Regions from separate parts of the Homo sapiens genome. Here region 2 is linked to region 1. A link is an interaction called in ENCODE POLR2A ChIA-PET data of the cell type or tissue named here. Cell type or tissue: B cell. All regions are shown on one strand. Links, peaks and the distances in the headings refer to the core of each region. The heading gives the core; the rest is flanking DNA.

Region 1 (12,510 bases), core at 1,484-9,483:
GCAGTGCCCCAGCGTACACAGCGTGCACAATGGCTCCTCCAGCAACCTGGGCCCTGTGCACCTTCTCCTGGGCTCCGTGCCCCATCACTGTTTCCCCTTCCTGCTTGGCCAAGTCTGTGTGAAAACACCAGGCTGCCCCAGCTGCTTGAGGAGGCAAGGGAAGGGCCTGCATCCTGCTAGAGCTGGCTGGGGAGTCAGAGGGACTGACACTGACCCCAAGGCAGCGCCACGGCCCAAGGGCCTTCCACAGTGAGGCCAGCTGCAGAGGGCTCTGGCACCCAGTCCATGTTCCCACCTCTCCATCTTACTTAGTGCACCCAGCTGGGACCAGACCACCTCTCTCATGTCCTTGGGATTCATCCATCCCTGGCACTCCTGACATCTTCATCCTCTTCCCATCAATTCCCCTGCCCCATCCAGAATATCCCAAATGCACACACATGCAGCCCTGGCCCTGCGAGACTGCCCGGCTCTGGCACCAACTGCCTGGGTTCAAATCCTGACTGTCATCGCTGGCTGCGGAGCCTTGGGAAGTGGCTTCACCTCCCTGTGCACCCACAGTTGCTCGTCTGTAAAATGAGATGACCACAGTGCTGCCCGTGGGGTGGGCATGAGGGCTGGGGCTAACACAGGTAAAGTGCTGAGCACTGACCCACACCCAGGCAGCCCTCCACAAGGCGAGTGATGCCTTCTCATACACCAGCTCTTAACCACCCTCAGACCCATGATAATAACAACCGTGATGACGACAGCAGCTGAGAACCCACTGGCTGTACCATCACCAGGCGCTGTTCTAAGCACTGTGGATGTCAGGAGACTTCACGCTCACAATGAAATGATACACATTCTATTGTTTTCTCCTTTCCGTAGATGAGGAAGCGGAGGTATAGAAATGATCAGGGACTGGCCTGAGGTCCCGTGACTAGGAAGTGGCAGTGGAAAGATTCTAATCCAGCTGCCAGACCACTGAATTAATTCTCTCAACCGAAACACTCAGCCCGGCCCCCCTTGTCACCAATGCACACGTTCACCCAATTCCTTCCCCACCAATGTCCCATCCCATTAGGATCCAACCACCCCAGCCCTCGTTTTCTGTCCCTCTTCCCTCCCTATCCGATCTCTGTCCCTTGGTCCTGCCCCTCGCCCCCACTTTGTCTGGCTCATCTCTATAGCCTCCTGGTCCTCAGTCCTGTCCAGCCCCATCCTCCTCATCCCTCCCCTGACCCACCCTCCTCCGCCCTCCTCCCTGTCCCTTCTCAACACCCTCACCTGAGCCACCTCTGTGGGTCCAGGGGCAGTGGTCCCCAGGGGCAGGGTGCTCCTCTCAGGGATGTCAGGCTCCTGGGTGGTGGCCGGCCTGGGAAGGGCTCTTGGCCGGGAGGTAGCTGTGCTGACCAGCCTGGGTGTTGGGGCCTCGGTGTCCAAGACAGCCGCCGTGGTGGGCGGGGAGGGCGCCTCGGGGGTAGTGGCCCGTGCCGTAGCCACTGTGGTCAGTGGGAGAGGCAGAAGCCTCCGTACGCCAGTGGTCCTTATAACAGCAGTGGTGGCCGTAAAAGGGGGTGCTGCAGGGGTGCTGGGGGTGGCGGTGGCCACTGTGGCAGGCACTGTGGCCACAGTCGGGTCCCCTGTGCTTGTGGCAGCAGTGGTAGCCATGGTAGTGGAGACGGTGGTGGCTCTCTGGCTGGGCTCTTCCGGGACTTCTGTCACCACCAGGGGGCTGGTGGCTGGCTCCAGGGTGGGGCGCTCAGAGGGGAGCTCTTCAAATGGTGTGCCCACAGGCTGGATGTTCGTGGTGGGCAGCACCGCAGGTGTGGTGGACACCGCCAGGGCTACATCTGGGCTGAAGCGCATGGCTGTCTCAATGCCCGACTCCTGCTCGAAGTCTGAGGGGGTGGGGGAGAGGGAGAGAGCTAGGGAGCTGGGTGGTTGTGAGGGGCATGAGGATCCCAGGTAAGCAATGGCCATCAAGATTAGGTCTCCCAACCCCCTCTCTTTACCCAATTTTCCCAGAAAAGATGAGAGAAAGGAGGAAGGCACAGCCCAGCTAAAGGTGGTCAGTTGCTGATGTTCCCCAACTTCTCTCTGCCAAGTCAAAAATTCTGGGGGCCGCCTCTCCCGGGAAGCCTTCCTTGACTATTCCTGCCCACCCAGCCTACAGTTTCTATGAGGTTGAATCCAGGCAGCAGCAACTGAGGCGCTACTGGCTGCAAAACTTGCTGGGGCTTGCAGGGGAACACAGGAGTGGCATTCTGGGAAGAGTCAGACCCCAAAGGCACCCCTACCACAAGCTCAAGGCAGGGGTGGTACACTAAGGGCTTCCCCCAGAGGCAGAGGCGGAGGGTAAAAGGGAAAAGAAGCCCTTGAGGCAGGGGAACTGCTTGAGCAATCTGGCTGACGCAAAGCCGGGACAGTGAAGGAACTTGGGAGGAAATGAGATGGGGAGTAGGGGATGGGGGAGGGAGAAGCCACAGCCAGCTCCTGGGCTCGGAACCAGGCAGGAGGGAGGGGAGCCAGGGAACTTTGCGAATAGAGATGTGACCCAATATAAACGGGTTTTACAAAGATTAATTTGAAAGAGGCTCAAAGGACTTGGCTAAGGAGGGGAGACCAGAGGCGAGGGCTGTGGGGAGCCAGCTCTGTGGCGTGCAGACCCCGTACCATCTCCTCAGATGCCAGCCCGTGCCCTCACTGGGCCCAGTCTCAGCTGCCTTCTTTTTGCTACCATTTTGAGAGCTCCTCCTCTGTGCCAGACCCCAGCTTCCTATCCCAAACCCTCCTAGAGGCACTGAGAAGAAGTCGTATTTCTCACCATCCACAGGTGAAAATACAGGGATTCAGGGAGGGGGAGCACCGAGGGGCACACAGTTGCTACATGGCAGAGTGGGGTTCGCGGTGCCCTTCTCTCCCGAGATTCTGCTAGACCCAGCTGACCTGGCTCCCCTTCCCCAGGGCGGGGCCATCCCAGGCACCACTTGAAGCACCTGCCCTGTGTCATCACTGCCCTAACCCCACCATTGGCCACAGCTTATTGCACCTGACGGGACCACCGGAACCAAGCAAGGTCTGCAGAGAAAGCCACATAGCACACACAAAGATGCAGACGTGGGACCCTGGAGACCTGGACATTCTGGGCCCTGAGGTCCTCCCAGGTCTTGTTCTATCCCCAGAAGGATGTTCTGCCCTTCTTGTTCTGGGGATCCAGAGCAAGAAGAACTTGCCTGACCCAGGCAGTGAATGCCCCCTGCCTCACTGAAGCAAGCCCCCCGTGGGCTTCTCAGAGTTGAGGCTGGATACAGACTGGTCACTGCCCCCAGGCAGAGGTAGGGAGGGGGGTACTTACAGCCCGAGCCCGACCCCGAGTAGAGGTCATCCAGTTCATCATCGGGAAAGGAGTCATCATCCCCAGAGCCCTCCAGGTCCACGGGTCTCTCGAAGTTCTCACTGCGCCAGCGCTGGGCCTAGGGAAGGTAGAGGTGGACACAGGGCTCGGCACCCGAGACTGGCAGCCTGGGTGAGCCCAGAAGGGCGACAGGTGCCCTTGTGGGCTGAGTGACATCCACGTGGGTGACAGAGATCTTGTGTGTACCCTGAAGGAAAGTGCGTGTGTGAATAATTCACAGGGCAGGGGTGGGGTGTGGCAAGTCACCTGGGGTCCCATCCCAGAAGGCTTTCAGTGTCTGGCTGATGACTTTCTCTTAGAAACTGGTCATTTTTCATCTTGACTGCACATCTGAATATTGTGAAAACTAAATTCAGTGGTTCAGTAGGTCTGGGGTGGTCTCTGAGCAGCCGCAATGTTGGGCTGGCTGTGGGGAGCCCTGGGGCATGTGTGAGCAGGCGAGGGCTGGAATGGCCCTGCATTTGGGGCCCAGCCTCTCACCCCCTGCCACTGATGGGCCCCCTTCTGGAGTTGATACAGAGCCAGAGTGAGGATCTCAATCCTGTCTTCATATCCCCAGCCTCAACCACCTGCTCCAGAGCCCTGCCCAGCCCAGCCAGGGCAGGGAGCCAGGAGGTGCCCCCTCACAAAATGCACACACACACATAGTCTCAAAGTAATGAATTAATCAGTATTTACTTTCTACCAGTGAGTCATGGAGTGGAACAATTAGTGTAATTTCTCCCGTGACGAATTGCTGGGTCTTCCTCCTTTTTTAAACATTCTAGGAGCTCAGAGCAGTAGGGCCCAACTTTTCCCCAGCTCCCCTCTGCCCAGAAAGAAAAATACCCACGGTGGAGGAGCTAGAACTCCCCATGGCACTCCCCTCCACAACCTGAACCAGCCAACCTGGAGTCCCTGCTCCCTCCAGCTCTCTGGCAAGCAGCCTGAAGTCACACAGAAGAATGGGGACTGAGCAGGGACCCAGGCTCCGGCTCCTGCCCCTGCCCAGGGCTGTCTTCACTGTCTTTCTATCCTTCCCAGTAGGCTGGGCAGTGGCTGGGAGGCCTTTAGCTGGGAGGAGGGATACTAAGAGGTCTGTGGTCCCTGGAAGCCCCCAACTGAAGTAAATGTGGGTGCCAAAACAAGGGAGTCCCCAAGATTCCTCAGTGACCAGTGCCACTTAGCCCCTAACTTCCTGCTCCAAGAAAAGCCTGTACAAACCCAAAGACCTACCCCCATGCCACATAGACCCTTGAAATGACACACCCCAGAGACACAGCACATGCACAGACACACACTGAAACATGCTCACCTAAAAGCAGCCACAGAGGGCTCAGCGTGTCAGCATGCCTGGGGGTAAAAACAGCCACTCACATGGGGCAGGAGGAGCTGGGCCTGCTGTGCAGCTCTGAGCTCAGAGACAAGCATCGAGCCTCCTGGAAACCCATCAGCCTCCACTCAGGTAGCGCTCACCTACATACTATTCATCCCCAGCTCAGTAGCCATCGACATGACAACCGTTACCATGACGACCATCTTCTCCATGCTAACGACCAGGAGCTGCAGCTCCCCACAGAGATGGGGTGGTACAGGAGAGGGAGAGATCACGGGGGAACTGAGAGGATGACAGGGAAGGGGGAGGCAGAGACAGAGACGGTGACAGAGAGTCGAGGACTGAGGGAGGCCAGGGGGCAGAGGGGCAGAGACGGGGAGGGTGGGCTGGGGGTACGAGAGAAGGAGAGAAGGCAAGGGTGGGAGGCAGAGGGGAGAACTCACACATCCTAATTTAGCCTCATGCTGATGAGGCAAGGCTGGGGAAGGGGCCACCTCAGTAATTTTCCAAACCTGCTTCCAAGAGTACATTCTTTCCGAACAGCAAGCATCCCCAATGGCAGGGTGTGCAGGGGGAGGAACGGCCCAGTCACCCCTGAGCCCACCTGGGATGCTCAGCGGGAACTTAATGCGAGGACACCTGGGACCTGCAGGCATGGGCGCTGGGACTCATGAGGCCCTCTCAGGAACACTACAGAGGGGGTGCTGGTAGCTGCAACTCCCAGAGGGGACAGAGAAATAGGGGTTGGGGAACGGAGCCTGGGAGGCAGCAGGGAAAGCCTTAGAAGTCACAGAATGCCTGAGGAGGAGGGTGACAAGCAGGCTTTGACCCCCAAACGACCTCCGCATTTGCATAATCCATCATAATAAGCATAATTATCCATGCCATTCCCTTAAAGGAGAACTGAATCCAAAAGCCCCAGGACGCTGCCAGCTTCTCCTTGACCCTCACTGTGCCCCCTCCAGGTAAACACAACCCCCCCATGCCTGATAGGAGGCTTCCATACCCCCAAGACACGCGCGCACGCATGCACACACACACACACACACACACACACGACAGCCCAACATCCTCATGCATATATATTCTTCTGCATGTACTATGCACCCCAATGGATACACACACACACTATTAAGTGCAATGTTTGCCCACACCAATCTGTATACTCACCACAGCCTATAGGCAATACAGCCCAGCCCACACCAGCACACACTCACCCATCTACTTCACCCCTAGCTGCCTGTACACATGCCCTAGGGTACTCACAGACACACACACACACTCCTCTCCTCACCACACACCCCACGGATGCCCCCGAGAAACCTCAGCACATTCTCCTGACCCCACGCACCACACTCACCTCACCAAGGCCCACAACACGGACCCACCGCCATGGCCACGTATGTTCCCTAAACACACATCGCTCCTAGACATCACCCTCGGCAGGTGCATCCTCTGACTCAGACATGAACCTCACAACTCGGATACAACCTTTCCTCTCGGCTGCACCCCCCACACACAGCGAGCGTGCCCGGTGGAAGCACTGAACCTTCTGCTTCCGGCCACCACTGATCTCGGGAGGGGACACCCAGCAGAGGCTCCGCAAGCGGCCCATGAAGGCCTGAGCATCAGGTCCCAGGGGAGCCGCTGAGCGTTCCCAGGGCACTCTAGAGACCTCTGCCTGCTGCTGCTGAGGGCCTGCCCCAGGCCAGGTGCTGGGAGCATGTTATTTATGCAGCCTCCTTTAAGCATCACAACTGCCCAGGGTTTTATCATCCCCATTCCACAGATGCAGGAACTGAGGCAGGGGTTAGAATCCAGGCATGAGGCCTCTGTCTCTGAAACCCTTGTCCTGGACATTCCTGAGCCACCCCCAGACCCATTGCTTGTCCAGGGCTAAATTCATACATCTGTGCCCCGCAGCTGCCCTCACCCCCTGCATGACATCAACTCGGCAATGCCCACAGCTGTCCATGCCCACCCAACATCCACACCCACGCGCCAGCACACGATGGTGATAAGACTATGCAGCTCATAGCATTGCAGGAGAAGGGGCTGAGCACGGGACCCAACACACCAGGCACTCCCAACACCCTGCCTCCACATGTGCGCAGCCTACTTGTCCCTCCCTGAACCTGCCCCAGCAGACATACATCCCGCCTCACATGCCATTAACAGGTCCACAATACCTGCATCTCAGTTCCCTCCACACACACATGCGCGCAAACACGCACTTTCCTTCCGGGTACACACAAGTGCACACACACATCGGGATGAAATGTGGCACCCTTCCTAGTGGACTGATGCCCCCTGCTTCCATTTTTCCTCACAGTCCCCTAGTCACCACACCTTCCTGAAGTAACCCACAGCCTCACTCCACAGAGGCACCTCAGGCTCCCAGCCCAGAAGGGACCAGGCCCAGCAGTGACCCACAGGCCCCCTCACTCCACATCCACTCCCACCGATCCTCTCCTAGAGTTTTAGAGCAGCAGCTGGGGAGGCTCCCCTGGGCCAGGGGCAAGGAGGTGCCACCTCCCAGGTTGCCCAGCCCCCTCCCTCCCAGGAGCACCCCATCAGGGCTGTGATGGGTGAGGGTCCAAATGAGCTGGATGTCAGCTAAGTCTCCTCACTTTCACGGCTACCTCTACCCACCCACTCATCACTCACTCTGAGTGCAGGGGACACGTTCAGGAAGGCCAGTGCATCCCTCCCACCCCATCCTCTCTCAGAGCCCACTCCAGAATTTGGGGTCTCTCGTGCCCAGCCCCACACCACCATGAGCCTTCCTAGAGAAACCGGTCAGCACAGAGGCAAAGCATAATGAACCAGCTCCTCTTTACTACCCGGTTGGCTGTCAGGCAAGCCATTTAATCTCAGCACCTCAGTTTTCTCATCTGTAAAATGGAGATGATGAGAAGACTACGCAGCTCATAGCATTGCTGTGGGAAGGGGCTAAGCACAGGACCCGACACCAAGTGAAAAATGAATAAATCAGTGTAGCCACGATTGCTGTTAGTTTATGTTAAAATTTCTATTATTATTTCGAAGCCTTTATCTCATGTAAGCCTCAACCTCCTCATGAGGGAAGCCAAATTGGGATGACTACACCCAGGCAGATGAGACGATTAATGCCCGGAGAGGTTAAGTGGCATTGCCAAGGCCACACAGCAGGGGAGAGTGCAGAGAGAGACAAAAAGAGAGAGGTTGGATGAAGGGGGAGAAAGGGCAAGTTACAGAAACAGACACAAGCACACAAATTAGGTCAGCAGGCTGGGGGCCAGGAGCCCGGCACCCCTGTGCAGCGCTAATCATGTTGCAAAAAGCCAAGAATAAAATCGAGTGTAATTAGTTCTGCCCGAGCTTCCTTCCCCTAATTAGCCAGACTCAGGCCTCACTTTCCTGGTGACCAGAGGCGACATGAGCAAGGGGTGGGGGCCCAGCTTTAGGTTCTGACAGTCTTGGATTCAAATTCAGCTCTGCTTACTTGCTGGGTGACTTTGGATGTGTTACTTAACCTCTCTGAGCCTGTTTGGTTAAATGAGGCCAACAATGATACTTCATAGGGCAGTTGTGAGAATCAAGTGAGATCATGCCTGCACACAGTCGGAGCCGTATAAGGCTTTGTCTATATTCCTACAGCCTGCACTTCCCACCTCAGGCTGCAACTTCAAGGCTACACTGGGCCTGAGGGATCACTGAGTTCAACTCTCCCCTTTTACCGATGTGGAAACTGAGGCACAGAGAGGGGAAAGCCTTGCTTATCACGAAAGGAGGGGGCGGGGTTAGTCTGCCACGAAGCATTCAGAGAGGTAAAGTGATTTGCCCAAAGACACACAGCGACGTAACTACTAGCTCCTCGAGGCAGGGAGGGAGGGTGTCTCAGCATGGCCCTCTGGATCCCTGCAGGCTCCGTCCCCAAAAAGCCCTCAGTCCTGTGAGAACTCAGTGCCCCTCACGCTCACCAGATCCACCCCGGAGACCCAGAGCATCACCGCAGGAATGTGGGCTGGGGCCAAGCTCCGGGCAGCAAGACAGCCAAGGGGGCTGCACAATTGGGAGCCGGGACCAGGAGGGGGATGTCTCAGTCCCCACCCCCACCCAGCCACAGCTGCCCTGGCCAGGAAGCCGGCAGTCCCACACCCACTTGTGGCTGGAGATGAGGGGCACGAGGACTGCACCTGCTGGGGAAGGGGCTATGGAGCCCAAGTCCCAGAGAGCAGAAGCCCGGGGAGGAGTGGAATGGGGAGGGCAGAGAAGGCCAAGCTGAAACACCACAGACCCCCCCCAAGAAAAATCCACCAAGCCCAGACACACACCCTCCCACTCGCCCCAACTCACACACTCAAGCCTCTCACAAACCAAACCTATCCCCACCCCCTACTCCCATCTACAAAGGCAGCTCAGAGGGCAGGAAATGTTCCCTTTGGGCCTGTCCCATCCCAGTCAACTCCTCTGCAAAGATATCATGGCAGCAGAGCCCTCCCTACCCCAAGCCTGTATCTCTCCTGTCACCTCCAGTCTGCCCTCTACCCAGCCCTGTGTTCCCACCATCCCCCCAGGATGCCCTTTTTCCCACTGTGGCACCTGCCTCCACCCACATCCCCACCCCAGCCCCAACAGGAGAGCAGGTAGCAGCCCTGGCTCAGGCGCCCACAGCCTCCAAGACCGTGGACAAATCCTCTTCCCCCTTCTCTGCCTTTCCTTTGCCCCATTTGCAAAATGGAAAACCAAGCATGGTGGTCTAAGGGCCTTTCTGATTCTGACACTCTGGACTCCCAAGAATTTGATCCTTAGGTCAAGGAGATCCAGGACAATGTAATTTACGAGAGGGAAAAAATGGAAATAACCCACATACTGAACGACAGGGGACGAGTTAAATAAATGAGGGTACAACCATAACATGGAATATTACGCAGCTATCAACAATTGAGTTCTCACAAATCTACACTGTCTAATGAGGTTATTAAAAGACATAAATGTGTCATAGAAGGCTTTTTTTTACTTGCTACAAGGAATATTGAAGGATGTAGGAAAATGCACATATTGATCATCAGAAGACAAGACAGTATAGCTGTTGATAGGAATATGCAGATGGCTCTCTCAATTCCGATGTGACTTTGGGCAGATATTTAACTCTCTCAGGCTGCTTTAACTGGTAAAACAAAGATAAGAATGCCCACCTCGTGGGGTTTACAGAAGGAGGCTGGGCATGTTCACCCATTAACAAATTGCTCAGTAAATGCTGGCTATTAATATGAGTATCATCATTATGTTTAAAAAATAGGTTACAAAAAATATGTAGAACTTGATCCTGTTTTAATGAACTCACTATCAAAGTGAATTTCCAAATGCTGCATTATAACTAAAGGTTCCCAGAGGCTCTCTCTGGGTGGTGGGATTACAGGCAGCTTTAATTTCTTCTCAGGACCTTTCTGTATTTTCCACAATTTCTCCGATAAACCCATAGCACTTTTGTTATTAGAGAGCGCACATCCTCCCTGAGTCTCCATCCCTGGTGTTCTCTGGTCTGTGAAACTTCCGGGTCCCCTGGTTCTGCTGAGACCCCATTGAGACTGTTCGTGAGGGACCTTACGAGGAAACTGAAAAGGGGGGTGGAAAGGAAATGAACACAAAAGCCTCTGAGGGAGCTGGCAGGGCCCACGGCCCAACCGAGTCTCACCACAGACAGGCTGGCTTGGCAGGACCTGGCTCCCTCCCCTGGCATCAGCCTGTCTGGCGGCCACCTTGGCCTGTGGTGCCCAGACACCCACCCGCCCGCCTTCTCCCATCAGCCCTGTTCCTGGCTCAGCCGGGCTGGCCAGTCTCTGTTGAGGTGCAGACTGGCTGCCCTACAGCAGCCCACTCTGTCCCCTGTGCCTAGACAGAAGCTGACAATGCAACCCTGGGAAAGCCAGGCCCCCTCCTCAACCCAGGGCTGGGACGCCTCCGTCACCGCCCCATCAATCCCAGCCACCTGCCCTCTCACGTCACTCTTGGCCACCCTGACTCACACTGCTCATTGATGCCTGTCCCCAAGCTCGTGCCTGAGAGCAGGACCACCCACTGAGGCCCCGTTTCCAGACCCAGCAGCACCCCCCACACCCCACTCCCAGCTGCCCACCCCCATACTCCTCCCACACAAAACTATTTACAGTTCTGGGAACACGGGCTCCTTCAGGCCTGTTCCTGCTTCCTGGAATACCTTTCCCCACCATCTCTGCCTGGCCAGCACCTACTCAGCTGGTTAATCAGTAAAACCAATGGTTATTAAGCTCCTACTGTGTGCCAAGCACCATCCTAGGCACTAGATATGTCCCCACAAAGCTGGCTCAGCTCACACAATGCCTCCTTTGTCAGCCTGCTTGAATGTCACATACGCACGCCAACCACCTCCCTGGTCCAAATTAGGAAGTCCTTTCTTGGGGACTCAGTACCTCCACTGTGTTGTCATTTACTAAGGGAGAAGGCCCACCAACCATGCTCCCATCACTCTAACAGGCCCTTCCACTGGATCTCAGTGAAACCACTCAGCTGCCCTGGGAAGCAGATAATATGGTCTCCATTTATAGATGAGGAGACTGAGCCTGTTAAGCCACCAGTGGGGTCACACAGGAGTTGAATTCTGGCCTTGTTGAGTCTAAATCCTGTGTTCAGTGAACTCCTGAACCCCTGAGAATGCCTGCAGGGAATGCCAGTTTGTGATTCAAGACTCCTTCCACTGAGCACTTTTCTGGAAAAGGCTGGGCCATTCCATCCCTTATGAAAATGATCACAGCCCCGACGGAGGGAGCCCTCACTAAGTGCCAGGTTCCTTATATGCACATTGCCTCATTTCTCTTCTCACTTGACCAGAAAGGGATTGCCATTCCCATTTCACAGATGGGCAAACTAAAATTCAGAGAGGTGAAGCAACTGGCTCAAAGTCACACAGCAATGGGCCAGGATTTGAACCCAAGATTAGCTGAACCCCAAAGACCATGCCCTTTGGATTGCAGAGCACACCTGCTCCTAGCCCTAATCAGTTTCCCCTACCAGAAGGCTCTCAAAAGCAGGGCAAATGTCAGAGACCAGCACCACCTCACACTCAGCTCCCTGCACAGAGACAGCCTGAAAGCCTGGGAGTGAGTAGAAATGGAGGACAAGGCGCACTCACACGACAGGTGGCCCAGCTCAGGTAGGCACCCCCTGCCCCCACCATGACTCACCAGCAGGTGCCTCTAGGAGTCTGTCTCCAGGCTCCATGACGGTCACTGCCAGCAAACACGGCAAGGGTTGCCCGCTCCTGGGGCCCAGGAGTCTCCGAGGAACAACCTGGTGTGGAGTTAGGTGTTCCCGCCCTGGCTTCCCACTCCCAAACTGGTTACCTGGTCACATCCCTTCGCCTCACTGGGCCTCGCTCTGTCCTCCTATGAAACGGGAATAATGATCCCCAACACACAGAGATACCAGCTGTCACGTGCCTAGTGGTGATAGGCAGTTAGTAGGCACTGGGACATGACACTGTGTCCCCACTCAAAGCTCACCTCCCTGAACCACCAAATCCACCCAAACGACGTCCCCACGTGCCCAGCTAGTCTGCAAAACCAGGGCTAGTCCTCAATCGCTTACCACTGCCTGAAAATTGGCTGGTTTATTTCCGGGCTTCAGAGGAATGTGTCTGTCTCCCCCTCCAATTGCTCCTGGTGGCAGTGACTGGGTCTGTGTGGTCATTTCTCTAACCCCAGGGCTCAGACTGCTTCTGGAACACAGTCAGCCTCCATCAGTCTTTGTTCAGTGAATACTGTGGGTTGCATCA
Region 2 (12,510 bases), core at 1,758-9,757, 90 kb before region 1:
ATTCTGTTGCCCAGTCTGGAGTGCAGTGGCGCGATCTCGACTCACTGCAACCTCCGCTCCCAGGTTCAAATGACTTTCCTGCCTCAGCCTTCCAAGTAGCTGGGATTACAGGCGTGCGCCACCATGCCCGGCTAATTTTTGTATTTTTAATAGAGATGGGGTTTCACCATGTTGGCCAGGCTGATCACGAACTCCTGACCTCAGGTGATCCACCCACCTCGGCCTCCCAAAGTGCTGGGATTGCAGGTGTGAGCCACCGCGCCCAGCCAAGTAGTCTTAGAATCTTGGCTGACGAATTGGTAGCTGCATGGCCTTGAGCAAGGGGTTTTGTGTGGAAGAGCCTCCATTTTCTCTTCTGGAATAGGCCCAAGTGTGCCCCCTGCACAGAGCTGTTGGAGGGTCAAATAAGACACCAAGTGTCCTGAGCCCAGGACGGGGCACACACACACGAAGGTTGGGTGTTGTTAGGAAAGGAGAAACGGGCCATAGGGAGAAGACAGGGGGAGGCCCTGTCCTGGATCCTTCCCCCTCAGGAAAGGCTGTTTGGGAAACAGGTCTGATCGGGGAAAATTGAGCAGCGCTTCCTGACAGATCAGTAGCTCCCTGAGCCCCCAGACCCTGAGTCCCCTCCCCTTTAACGAAGTGCGGGCTCAGCCAACTCAGTTACCTGCCCGCCCAGCAAGGCGGCTGCTCCTCCAGCAGGGCTGGCTGCCCACCCTGGAGATGTGGGAATGGATCCTGCACACTCCAGCCTTCCAAGCCTCTTCTCCACCACCCACCACAGGGTCGGGCATTCTGCTACTGGGGATTCACTCCTTCTGACCTGAAGCCTTGCAGGAGCACCCTGGGTGATTAGGGCTGGCACCCTGATGAAAGGCTATGGCTCCGGGGGGTACTCAGAGGCCACTGCTGAGGTGTAAGCACCTTGGAACATGTCACCCCCTGAACTGTGGTCAGCTTTGGCCCTGGGTGTAGCGAAGGGGAAGAAAAGGAACTGGCACCTCGGGGATATGTCCTGCACCAGACAGAGGCGTGTCTCAGTGCATTGGGTCAGCACAGCGATCCCGCAGGAGGGTGTTGCTGGCCTCAAGACAAGAAAAATAACCCTTAGGAGAGGTAAGGGACTTGCCCAGGTCACAAACAAGCAACAGCACAGAGCTGGGATTCAAATCCAAGCCTCTTCCACTCCAAGGCCCAGCCCTGGGCTCTGCTCCCTAACTAGCTATGTGACATGACAATTCCCTCCCCTCTCAAGGCCTTCTGTAAAATGTGGTGGTTAAAAGACATGAGGCTGGCCAGGTGCAGTGGCTCGCGCCTGTAATCCCAGCACTTTGGGAGGCCAAGGTTGGTGGACCATTCGAGGTCAGGAGTTCGAGACCAGCCTGGCAAACATGGTGAAACCCCATCTCTACAAAAAATACAAAAATTAGCCCGTGCAGTAGTGGAACTGAGGCAAGAGAATCACTTGAGCCTGGGAGGCAGAGGTTGCAGTGAGCCAAGATCACGCCACTGCACTCCAATCTGGGCAAGAGAGTGAAACCCTGTCTCAAAAAAAAAAAAAAAAAAAAGACATAAGCTTGCATGACCCCCCTACCCAAGTCAGATGCTGTGGGCGCACTGCAGGGAGCTTAAGAGAGTGGGCTCTGGAGTGGGTCTGCCGGGGGGTGCCCCCCAGCTCACCCCTTACATGGGAATTTGGTTACTTAACCCTGTTGTGCCTGCGCTCACTTGCCTGTGAAACAGGAATAAGAACTGTCTCCCTTCTCAGAGCTGCTGCACCTGCTGTGGCAGCTCCGCATGAGAGCTGCACTGTTGTGACAGGCTCCTTGGAGGGCCAGAGCAGGAAAAGACTGGGGGACTCAGGGAGAGCTGAGCAAGGAGGTGGAGGGAGGAAGATCAGTGACATCATAGAAACAGGTTTGTGAGGACCAGGGCTCCTGCCCTGTGGCCCTCGGATGGTCCCACAAATCCCTGGGCAGATAAATCCCAGCTCGCCACTTCCTGGCCTCTCAAAGAAGCCCTTTGTCTGGTGGGTATCAGAGGCTACTTCCGGCTCCACGAGGGCCTGATCAAATGGAGACAAAGGACCCTCACACCGGCCAGAGAGGCCCCAGGGGATGCCCACTGGCCCCCAGCTTCCGCTGCCTGGGTGGCCAAGGGGGGCCCCCGCAGCCTGGCTGAGATCAGAGGGAGAGGGGACAGCAGCCACGGCTGCTGGGAAGTCAGGGGAGGGCCCGGGATAAGGGTGTGGCAGGAAGGGAGTCAGCAGGGACAGGAATTAAAGACTCCAGAGGGCCTTTTTCAGGAGCCAGAGGGCTTTTTTTTTTTTTGAGATGGAGTCTCGCTCTGCCGCCCAGGCTGGAGTAGTGGCGTGATCTCAGCTCACTGCAACCTCCCAGGTTCAAGCGATTCTCCTGCCTCAGCCTCCCGAGTAGCAGGGACTACAGGCACCTGCCACCATGCCCAGCTAATTTTTGTATTTTTAGTAGAGACGGGGTTTCACCATGTTGGCCAGGCTGGTCTCAAACTCCTGACCTCAAGTGATCCACCCGCCTTGGCCTCCCAAAGTGCTGGGATTACAGGCGTGAGCCACCGTGCCCAGCCAAGGGCATTTTAAAAAAATAAATAAATCAAGCACTCGAAGCCTTCTGTAGCTGCCCATTAGCCTCAGGCAGACTCAACTCCAGCCTGCTCCCAGCCCACGAAGCCCTGGGCTGCCCACCTCCCCCAAAACAGCCTTCTGCTAGTTCTCCAAACACAGGCTGCCCCACTCATGGTTGGGGACTTTGCCCCAGCTGTTCACTCTGCCGGTAGAACTTTCCTCCAAGGCATCCACATCCCTGACTCCCCCCTTTCATTAGGGCTTTGCTGTAGAGATGCCCCCTGACTCCTGACCCCTCTGCCACACTCTCCAGTCCCCCACTTCCCTCTCTGCTTCAACTGGGCTTTCATCCTCATATGTCTTCTCAGGATCACCCATGGCCTGCCTGTGGCAGGACCAAATAGCCAAGTGCCTCTGGGTGTAGGCGGCGGCAGCACCTAACACAGGGAGGCTGGGTCTCCTCTCCAGTCCTCAGCAGCTTCGCTCTGGTTTTCCTCCTGCTTCCTGGCTCCTCTGCCGGTGCCTCCTGGCCTCCCTGACCTCCTGGGAGGCTCTGGTCCTGTGCCCCACCCTCACTCCCTCCTTACGTGACCCACGCAGTCTCTGGCTTCCACCACCTTCTCTCTCCCTGACCCACACCTCCAGCCCCAGCCTTTCCCCAGAGCACGGGACTCCTGTGTCCATGCTCACTTCCAGGAGTTCACGCAGCTGAGTGACGGCATCTCGAAATCCACAGGCCCAAACCCAGCCCTGGCGGCCCCTGCCCCAGACCTGCTTTCACGGCACCCCCAACTCTGTGGGTGATGATGCCCCCTTGCTTATCCTCGACCCTGTCTCTCCGACACCCCACGCCTGCAGACCCAGGATCCGACCACTTCCATGGCTCCTGTTGCTGCCACCTCAACCTCCCAACTTCTGCCCTTGTCCCTGCTTCAAAACGCTCCCGTCCTGCCCTCCCCAGTGACCCCCAACTCAGGGTAAAAGGCCAGCAAGTGTGCAGCTGCCCCCCAGCCCTCGGCTGTGACCTCTTGAACCTCTTCCCCTGCCCTTCGCCCCTCACTCCAACCGCTGGGATCTCATTGCCGGTTCTCAAACATTCCAAGCTGGCTCCCAGCTCAGGGCCTGCGCGTTTGCTGTTACCTCTGCCTGGGCCAGACCTGCGAGGCCCACTCCCTCACCTCAAAATATCACTGGATCAGAGAACCCCAAAAAGTGCTCCTCACAATACTCCCCATCTCTTCCCCCAGCTTAATGTCCTTCAGCTCATGCATCCCCAGCTGGTGGCCTCCCCACAAGCAGGCAGCTCCCTGAGAAGGGGGACTATACCTTTTTTGTTCAATGCCAGCACATAGATCATGCCTGGCACACAGGAGGGGCTCCAGAAATGTTGGCTGAGTCAGCGGATGAATGCGCTGAGCTGAGTGTTGAAGGCTACGTGAGTCTGCCAGGCAGGTGGTGGGAGGAGATGTTCCAAGCAGAGGGAACAGCATGTACAAGGCCAAGGCACAAAAGGACATAGCGTGTCCAAGAAGGCAGGGAGTGCTGCTGTGCAGAGCAGAAGGAGGAGGGTCTAGGGCTGGGGAGTTTAGGGCTGCGGAGTCAGCCAGGGAGCCTGGTCATGAAGGGAATGTGCTTGTTCTTCCATTCATTCATTCATTGAATATTTATTAAGCCCTGTGAGAAGTCTTGCTCTTTCCCCATCTAAAGGGATAAGACTTAATCTTGAAGGTACTTGGGAGCCATTGAGAGATGCAGAGAAGGGGCAGCACCTATCACTGCTGGTCACAGGATGGAACCCCAATATGCCCCCGGATCCTCCCCTACCCCCAGGGGGTGCCTGCTAAGCCACTGCTTCCTTTCCAAGGCAGCATTTTGGAGGTCTGGGGAGAGCATGCCCGCCGAGCTTTCTCCTGGCAAGGCCACAGAGCAACTGAGTCTCCACTAGAGTCAGCCTGTCCACCTGTGGCCCCCCTCGATGTGTAAGTCACATGGCCCAGATGGGGGCTGTGAACCTCCAGAGCTGGAAGAACCTCAGAGAATCCAACCCTTCATTTTCCAGACAGGGCAACTGAGGCCCACCAAAGACAAAGGACTTATTCAAGGTCCTGCTGTGTCTTCAGAGGCAACTCTTGTTTGCAAGTGACAAGCACCTGATTCAGACTGGCTTTTTTGAAAGGACGAGGGACTCTGCAAGCATGACCAGGATGTTGAAGAGTGAACTTCAGGTGCGGTTGGATCCAGGCTTACCTTGGGACACATGCTTCCCCTCTGACAAACACTTGCCACAGGTCTGCAGGACTCTCAGTGGCCACGTCTGGGGATAATGTGTCTACTCCTGGAGTGGGGGTGAGGCGGCGGGGGCAGTGTCAGCCCCACATGGCACCCCAGGACTGAGAAGAGGGTGGGACCCCAAAGGAAAATTGGATTTGCTGGCCCAAGAATGGGGGTAACAAAAGCTGATGTCCCCACACCTAGGAGCTTAGGGATAGAACCCAGACCAGATCTCCACCACCCAACTCCAAACCCAGCACCTATCCCACGTCCCCAGACTCCCTCAGGAAGACAAACTAGACACTAGCGTGGATGGAGGCTGGAGCCAGAGGCAGGGGACCGGGAAGGAGGTTGTCCAGGCGAGAGGCAATGAGCCCCTTGGAAGAAACTCATCAATCTCCTAACTCCCAACTCATTTTCCCACGTCAGCATTTTGCTGAGGGAAACATCTGTCACTTCTTCAAGATGAATAACACACCAACACCATTATTAATGTATTCTTAAGTGGTGTTTAGAATCCACTTCATTCTAACCATCATGACATACATCTTTGCTGACTTGTTCGGACCCCAGAGACCTGGCACTGCATGGCTGCTGCGCAAACTGGGTGACCCCTGATCCCCAAGCATGTAGCAGAGGGTCAAGTTCACAGCAGCCTGACAAACAGCAGGAGAATACACCCCCCAACCCCAGTGAGAGAGACCTGACGCCAGTGAGGGCCAGTGAGGTGAGTGATGCCTGCTACTGCTGGTGGGCGTGTCAGGCCATTATTTTGGAAAGTCATCAGCAGGGTACTTTTTTTTTTTTTTTTTTTTGAGGCAGAGTTTTGCTCTTGTTTTCCAGGCTGGAGTACAATGGCGCCATCTCAGCTCACCACAACCTCCACCTCCCGGGTTCAAGAAATTCTCCTGCCTCAGCCTCCTGAGTAGCTGGGATTACAGGCATGTGCAGTCACGCCCGGCTAATTTTTTGTATTTTTAGTAGAGATGGGGTTTCAGCATGTTGGTCAGGTTGGTCTCGAACTTCTGACCTCAGGTGATCTGCCCACTTCAGCCTCCCAAAGTGCTGGGATTAAAGGCATGAGCCACCGCGCCTGGCCAGTCATCTAGCAGGGTACTTTTACTGTCTAAAATGGCACACACTCCTCCCACCTCTGGAAAGGCCTCTTAGAGATGTAACTGGAGATGTGAAAAAAGCTGTGAGTGCCAAAGATGCTCATCGGGGCATTGTTTATAACAGAGAGAAATTGAAGCTTACCCAAGTGTTCAATGAGGTGATGTCCAAGCATAACCTGAAATGGTGATGCAAACTCAGGCAGCTCCACTCTATGGGACATTCTGTGTCTATTCAAAAATGTGGCCTTCAAAAACTACTGTCTGACGATCATTTGATGGGAAAAAGCAGAAGCTTATGAGAGCCCCAGTCAAAAGAATGATTTTTAGCATCAGAGGAATGCCCCAGAGTTCCACGGCCGGAAGCACCATCGAGACACACAAAACCACCAGCTCCTCAGCAGCGTGTGTCTCCTCAACCACACTAAATCCCTCCTGCTTCTCTCTGGCTGCAATGTTCTCTCTCTCTGCAGGCCAGCCTGGCTGCCTTATCTCCAGAGCTTACCCACTACTCTAGCTCAACCTCACAGCTATTTGATTCCATCTTCTCTTCCTGCTGAAAGAAAATGAGAGAGGGATAAAGCAAGAAAAAGAGGGAGGCAGAAAGAAAGGGAGGGAAGGAGGAAAAGAGGGAAGGAAGGAGGAAGAGAAAGAGAGGGAGGGGAGGAGGAAGAGAGGGAGAGGAGAAGGAAAAGAAGGAGAGAAGGAGGAAGAGAGGGAGGGAAGGAGGAAGAGAGAGAGGGATGGATGAAGGGAAAAGGGAAGGAGGAAGAGAGAGAGAGAAGAAAGAAAACAGGGAGGGAAGGAGGAAGAGAGAGAGAGAAGAAAGAAACCAGGGAGGGAAGGAGGAAGAGAGGGAAGGAAGGACAAAGAGAGGGAAGGAGGAAGACAGGGAAGGAGGGAGGGAGAGAAGGAAGGAGGAAGGGAGACAGGGAAGGAGGAAGAGAGAGAAGTAAGGAGGAAGAGAAAGAGGGGAAGAGGAAAAGAAAGAGGAGAGGAGGAAGAGAAAGAGGGGAGGGGGAACAGAGGGAGGGGAGAAGGAAGAGAGGGAAGAAGGAAGGAGGGAGGGAAGAAGGAAGGGAGGGAAAAAGGAAGAGAGGGAGGGGAGGAGGAAGAGAGGGAAGGAAGGAGGAAGGGAGAAAGGAGAAAGAAAGAATTTCTAGAAGGGACAACTGAATTGTCTTGGCTTTGGTCAAGTGACTCCCCTGGTCCTATCAGCTGTGCTGGACCAGGAGGGCTCCCCATAGCACAGCAGGCTCCCGGTAGTTTGGGGTGGGGTAAAGCAGGAGGAAATGACTGATGTCCCAAATCCTAGTACATTATCGCAGGGTGTATTAGTTATCTATTGCTGCATAACAAATTAGCCCCATGCTCAGTGTTTAAAATTACAGCATTCATTATGTCACAGAGGAATTGAGAAGTTTTTCTGGGTGGCTGTGACTCAGAGTCTCTTGTGAGGCTGCAACCAACACGTCAGCCAGGGCTTCCATCTTTGGAAAGCTCAACTGGGCTGGGGACTCTGCCGTCAAGCTCCTCACAGGGCTGTGGGCAGCAGGCTTCGGTTTCTTGTTGGTTATTGGGGTGAGACCTAAGTTTCTTGCCCCACAGGCCTCTCTGTAAGGCTGCTCAGGACAGGACAGCTGGCCCTCCAGTGCAAATGACCTAAAAGAGAGAGAAAACTACCAAGACGGAAGCTGCAGCATCTCTCACAACCTGATCTCAGAAGTGACGCCCCATCAGTACTCCCGTATTTTATCCTTCACACAGACGCACCCTGGTACAGTGTTGGAAGGGATGACACGGGCACGAATCCCAGGAGAAGGGACCACTGGGAGCCATGTTAGAGGCTAGCTAACATACACGGAAAACACTCATTCTACAAAACTGGTTTCAAAAGTGGATATGCTCTACACTTTTTTATTTTTTTTTTATTTTTTTTGAGACAGAGTCTTACTCTGTCACCCAGGCTGGAGTACAGTGGCACTATCTTGGCTCACTGCAACCTCCACCTTCTGGGTTCAAGTGATTCTCCTGCCTCAGCCTCCTGAGTAACTGGGATTACAGGCATGCGCCACCATGCTCACCTAATTTTTGTATTTTTAATAGAGACTGGGTTTTGCCATATTGCCCTGGATGGTCTTGAACTCTTGGCCTCAAGTAATCCACCCACCTCGGCCTCCCAAAGTGCTGGGATTACAGGTGTGAGCCACTGCACCCAGCCTACCTATTTTTAAATAAAAGAATCAAGTAGGGTAAACATAGTCCCAAAGAAAGTCTTCCTTTTAAAAGAAATTGCCTTTGATTACTTCTGCTGGGTCATAGAGGACCTGCCAGATCTGAGATCTGGATGCATGCAGTATGAGGGCTGGGTGACACTCAGCATCCAGCCTCCATGTGCAACCGTCCTCCTGGTCACAGGATGGCCACGGGGCAACAGGCACTTGCACCTCGCCATGGCTGGGGTTCAGACACATGTATGATGTGACTGACTGACTTGGGGCAGGTGCCCAATGGAAACCAGGCAAGACTGCCAGGAGCTGAGGAGGAAAGGCTCCGTAAGAGAAAGCGGAGAGCAGGTCGCAAGCGAGATTCAGTGGCAGGGGCCCCCGGTTGGAGGGGGTCTTGGTTCTGGACACATCTTGACACCTGGTACCAGGACCCGCTCCAGCCCGGCCACCTCAGCAGCAGCAACAATCCTGGGTGGGTAGGCTGAGTGTGGGCAGAGAGAGCTGCTTTGAAGACGGTCCACGCCGCCCTGCCAGGGGACCCATCCTCAAGGAGCGCCCTTCCCCTCTCTCCCTGGCAAGCAGTGAGCTCCCGAAGTGGCAGAGGACTGAGAGCATGGGGGCCCTGGGAGGCAGGACCCCGCTGGGGCAGGACCCCGATGGAGACGCTGGAGGCAGCAGCAGCGGTGGGAGGGGGTGGGGATTCACCCACACTCTTGAGAGGAGAGAAGAATGAACCCAGGAGCTGGAGTTCCCACAGGCGTAGGTGGGGGGCGGAGCCAGCAAGACTTGGATATTAATGCTTACTCTGGTAACGAGGCTTTTATCACCTGATGATTCCTAGAACCACAGAAGCCAAAATAGGCAGGCCTGGAGGAACCTCGTTAGAAATCTAATCCAACCCCACAAGTCTCACCAGCTACTCAAGGGCTTGACCACTCCCAGCAATGGTGAGCTCACTACTCCGTAAGAAAATTCATTCCGTCATTGGACAGTCCTGACAGATAGAAAGCTGTTTCTGAAATCCCTATGGGTACCACTAATTGGCCCTAGTTCTGCCTTCTGGTGCCTCATAAAATAAACCAGCACCCACTCCTCCAATAGTTACCCTCTTCATTGTTCAGATCAGCTCCTCCCAGCACATCACAGACCATCAGAAACCATTTGTTCTTCCACACTGCAGTGTGAGCCACACTGCATAGCACTACACACCCCCTAGAATGGTCAAAATGAAAAAGGCCGGCCATGCCAAGTGTTGGTGAGGATGTGGAGCAACAGCGACTTTCACACACACCAGTGGGAATGCACGGCCACCCTGGAAAGCAGTCTGCCCCACCCAGCCCTTCCACTGCTGAGTATTTACCCAAGAGAAACAAGAACATGCCCCCAAAGGCACACGCACATTAATGTTTGTCGCCACTTGCTTATAATAGTCAAAAATTGAAAACAACCCAAATGTCCATCCACAGGTGAATGGAAAAACAAATTGTGATATATCCATGCAGCAGAGTACTACTCAGCAATAAAAAGGAACACCCAGCAACAGGGATACATCTCAAGAAACAGGGCTAAATCTCAGGAAAGAGTTCACTGAATGAAGAGAGCTAGACAGAAGTCTAATACTCTGTGCTTTCAATTATAGAAACCCCTAGAAAAGGAAAAGCGATCTAGAGGGCAAGAAAACAGATCAATGCTGGCCTGGGAATGGGAGTAGGGGAAGGGATGGACCGCTAAAGGGAATGAGAAGAAGTGGGGAGATATGGAAATGGTAGTACACTGATTGTGGGACACTTTCGCAGGTGTCAAAACTCACCAGGTTTTGTGCTTTAAGTAGGGCAAGTTGTACACATAGAATACATACGATATATTTTAGCATGTTTCTTAGAAGCTCTAACATGCCGTTCCTTAATTGAATGCTCTAACAACCTGGTCCAGCCGAAGGCCTGGCTTATGAGCTGTTTGTAATTAGCACATGGAGGGGCCTGAACGGCAGGAACTAACGGAGCACCCTCTCTTTAGCAGGTTTGGCCTTGTTAATGTTTGACTCTGGAAACTTTCTTCCAATGCTTTCCAGCAAGTTAATGGCAGAGCCAGGACGTAAACCCAGGTTTCCTGGTTCCCAGGCCAGTTATCCAGTCCCACAATGTGAGAAGAAATAGAAACCAGCGCTTGTGGAGTGCTTCATGGTTCTCCAAGCTGCTTGACATCTGTAATCTGATTTCCTGGATTAATCCCATTTAACACACTCGAGTGTGTCATGGATGAGACGGGGCCGGGAGCACATGCAACGTGTTTATTTATGGCAGGCATCTACTCTGATGGCTTGAGGCCCAGGCCAGGCCAATTGTTAAGTATCTTGAATAACCCTCCTGGGTTAAGCATTCTGGGTTTTGGAGTCAGATAGATCTGGGCTGGAATCCAGGCACTACTATTTACTAGTAGAAGACCTTGAGCAAACCATTTAACCCCTTTGCACCTCAGTTTTCTCTTCCATTAAATGGGGATGGCAGCAATAAACTCCTTATATCGCTGCTGGGATGATTCAGTGTGGTCACAGCATCAGGCATGTGATAAACCCTCCAAGTCTGGCAGCCATCATGAGCCCCATTACTACTATTAATCCTCACACTACTCTTTTGAAGTGAGTCCTATTACATTCCCATTTTACAGAGAAAGAAACCCAGGCTCAGAGAGGCAAAACGACCTGCCCAATATTACACCATAAATAAGTGGCAGAGCCAGGACTCGACCTCAAGTCTCCTGTATGGCTGCAAAGCCAGCTCTCTCTTCGTGGCCCGCCAGGACTCGACCTCAAGTCTCCTGCATGGCGGCAAAGCCAGCTCTCTCTTCGTGGCCCCACACTGCCTTCTGCTTGGGCTATGAAAGTGCTCAAGGGGCCTAAGATGTGAAGGCATAATCAAAGTGCCCTCACATCCCACCCAGTTACAGCTAGAGCTGAAGGAAGCCAAGGCCTGGGCAGGCTGATGCGGCCGAGACCAGGTCAGTCTCCTCTCTGGATCCTAGGCTCTGCCACTTTAAAAACCAGGACGAGGCTGAGCACAGTGGCTCACACCTGTAATCCCAGCACTTTGGGAGGCTGAAGCAGGTGGATCACCTGAGGTCAGGAGTTCAAGACCAGCATGACCAACGTGCTGAAACTCCATCCTACTAAAAATACAAAATTAGCTGGGCGTGGTGGCACATGCCTGTAATCCCAGCTACTCGGGAGGCTGAGGCAGGAGAATCACTTAAACTTGGGAGGCAGAGGTTGCAGTGAGCTGAGATCGCACCACTGCACTCCAACCTGGGTGAAAGAGTAAGACTCCTTCTCAAAAAAAAAAAAAAAAAAAAAAAAACCTCAAGGGGAACTCAGGTCCTGATACATGTGACAGAGGCTAGAATAGTGGTCACCTTCCTTGTAGGGAGGTGGCACAAGTGAGACCCTGGACACAGGTGATAGTCACAGTTTTATACATATATAAAAATCCATCTAAGATTTGCATACCTAGGCCAGGCACAGTGGCTCACGCCTGTAATCCCAGCACTTTGGGAGGCTGAGGCGGGCAGATCAACTGAGGTCAAGAGTTCAAGAGCAGCCTGGCTAACATGGCGAAACCCCATCTCTACTAAAAAATACAAAAATTAGCCGGGCATGGTGGCAGATACCTCTAATCCCAGCTACTAGGGAGGCTGAGGCAGGAGAATCGCTTGAACCGGGGAGGTGAAGGTTGCAGAGAGCCAAGATCGTGCCACTGCACTCCAGCCTGGGCGAAAAAGCAAGACTCCGTCTCAAAGAAAGAAAAAAAAAAGCTTTCCACACTTTACTGTATGAAAATTAGACTTCAATAAAAAATAAAAAATAAAAAAGGCCGGGCGCGGTGGCTCATGCCTGTAATCCCAGCACTTTGGGAGGCCGAGGCGGGCAGATCACGAGGTCAGGAGATCGAGACCATCTTAGCTAACACGGTGAAACCCCGGCTCTATTAAAAATACAAAAAAAATTAGCCGGGCGTGGTGGCGAGCGCCTGTAGTCCCAGCTGCTAGGAAGGCTGAGGCAGGAGAATGGCATGAACCCAGGAGGCGGAGCTTGCAGTGAGCCAAGATCGCACCACTGCACTCCAGCCTGGGTGACAGAGCGAGACTCCGTCTCAAAAAATAAAAAATAAATAAGAAAAAGAAACAAACCTCAATCTTTACCCAAATGTCCAGGCACACATGTGAGCACATAGGTGAACATACGTGCACACTCATGCACTCTCTAGCTGCACCTGCTCCAACAACAGTACCCCTAGACAGCCCC

What was found. ChIA-PET counts read pairs that join two places held together with the same protein. Peaks named below come from ENCODE experiments on the same cell type or tissue, not always from the same donor. Only the 100,000 strongest peaks of a DNase experiment are listed, where the experiment ranks them.
Region 2: POLR2A ChIA-PET joins it to region 1 with 15 read pairs; 6 of 35 experiments call an interaction of 5 or more read pairs at or near these places.

Annotation. Positions count from the first base shown.
Region 1 is chr1:30,875,283-30,887,792 of GRCh38, forward strand. SDC3 (syndecan 3) reads right to left here. Exons shown (of 5, transcript NM_014654.4): 2 at 3,341-3,458; 3 at 1,270-1,883. Among named protein-coding and RNA genes, the nearest start is that of SDC3, 27 kb to the right of the region's middle. RefSeq lists silencers at 6,032-6,081, 6,092-6,151 and an enhancer at 10,494-10,994. In B cell, for the core only: no CTCF peak of the experiment used is centred there; a DNase peak (open chromatin) is centred at 6,229; H3K27ac peaks cover 317 bases; H3K27me3 peaks cover 1,384 bases.
Region 2 is chr1:30,784,694-30,797,203 of GRCh38, forward strand. No RefSeq gene overlaps it. Among named protein-coding and RNA genes, the nearest start is that of LAPTM5, 33 kb to the left of the region's middle. RefSeq lists an enhancer at 3,178-3,690. In B cell, for the core only: no CTCF peak of the experiment used is centred there; a DNase peak (open chromatin) is centred at 6,308; H3K27ac peaks cover 862 bases; H3K27me3 peaks cover 987 bases.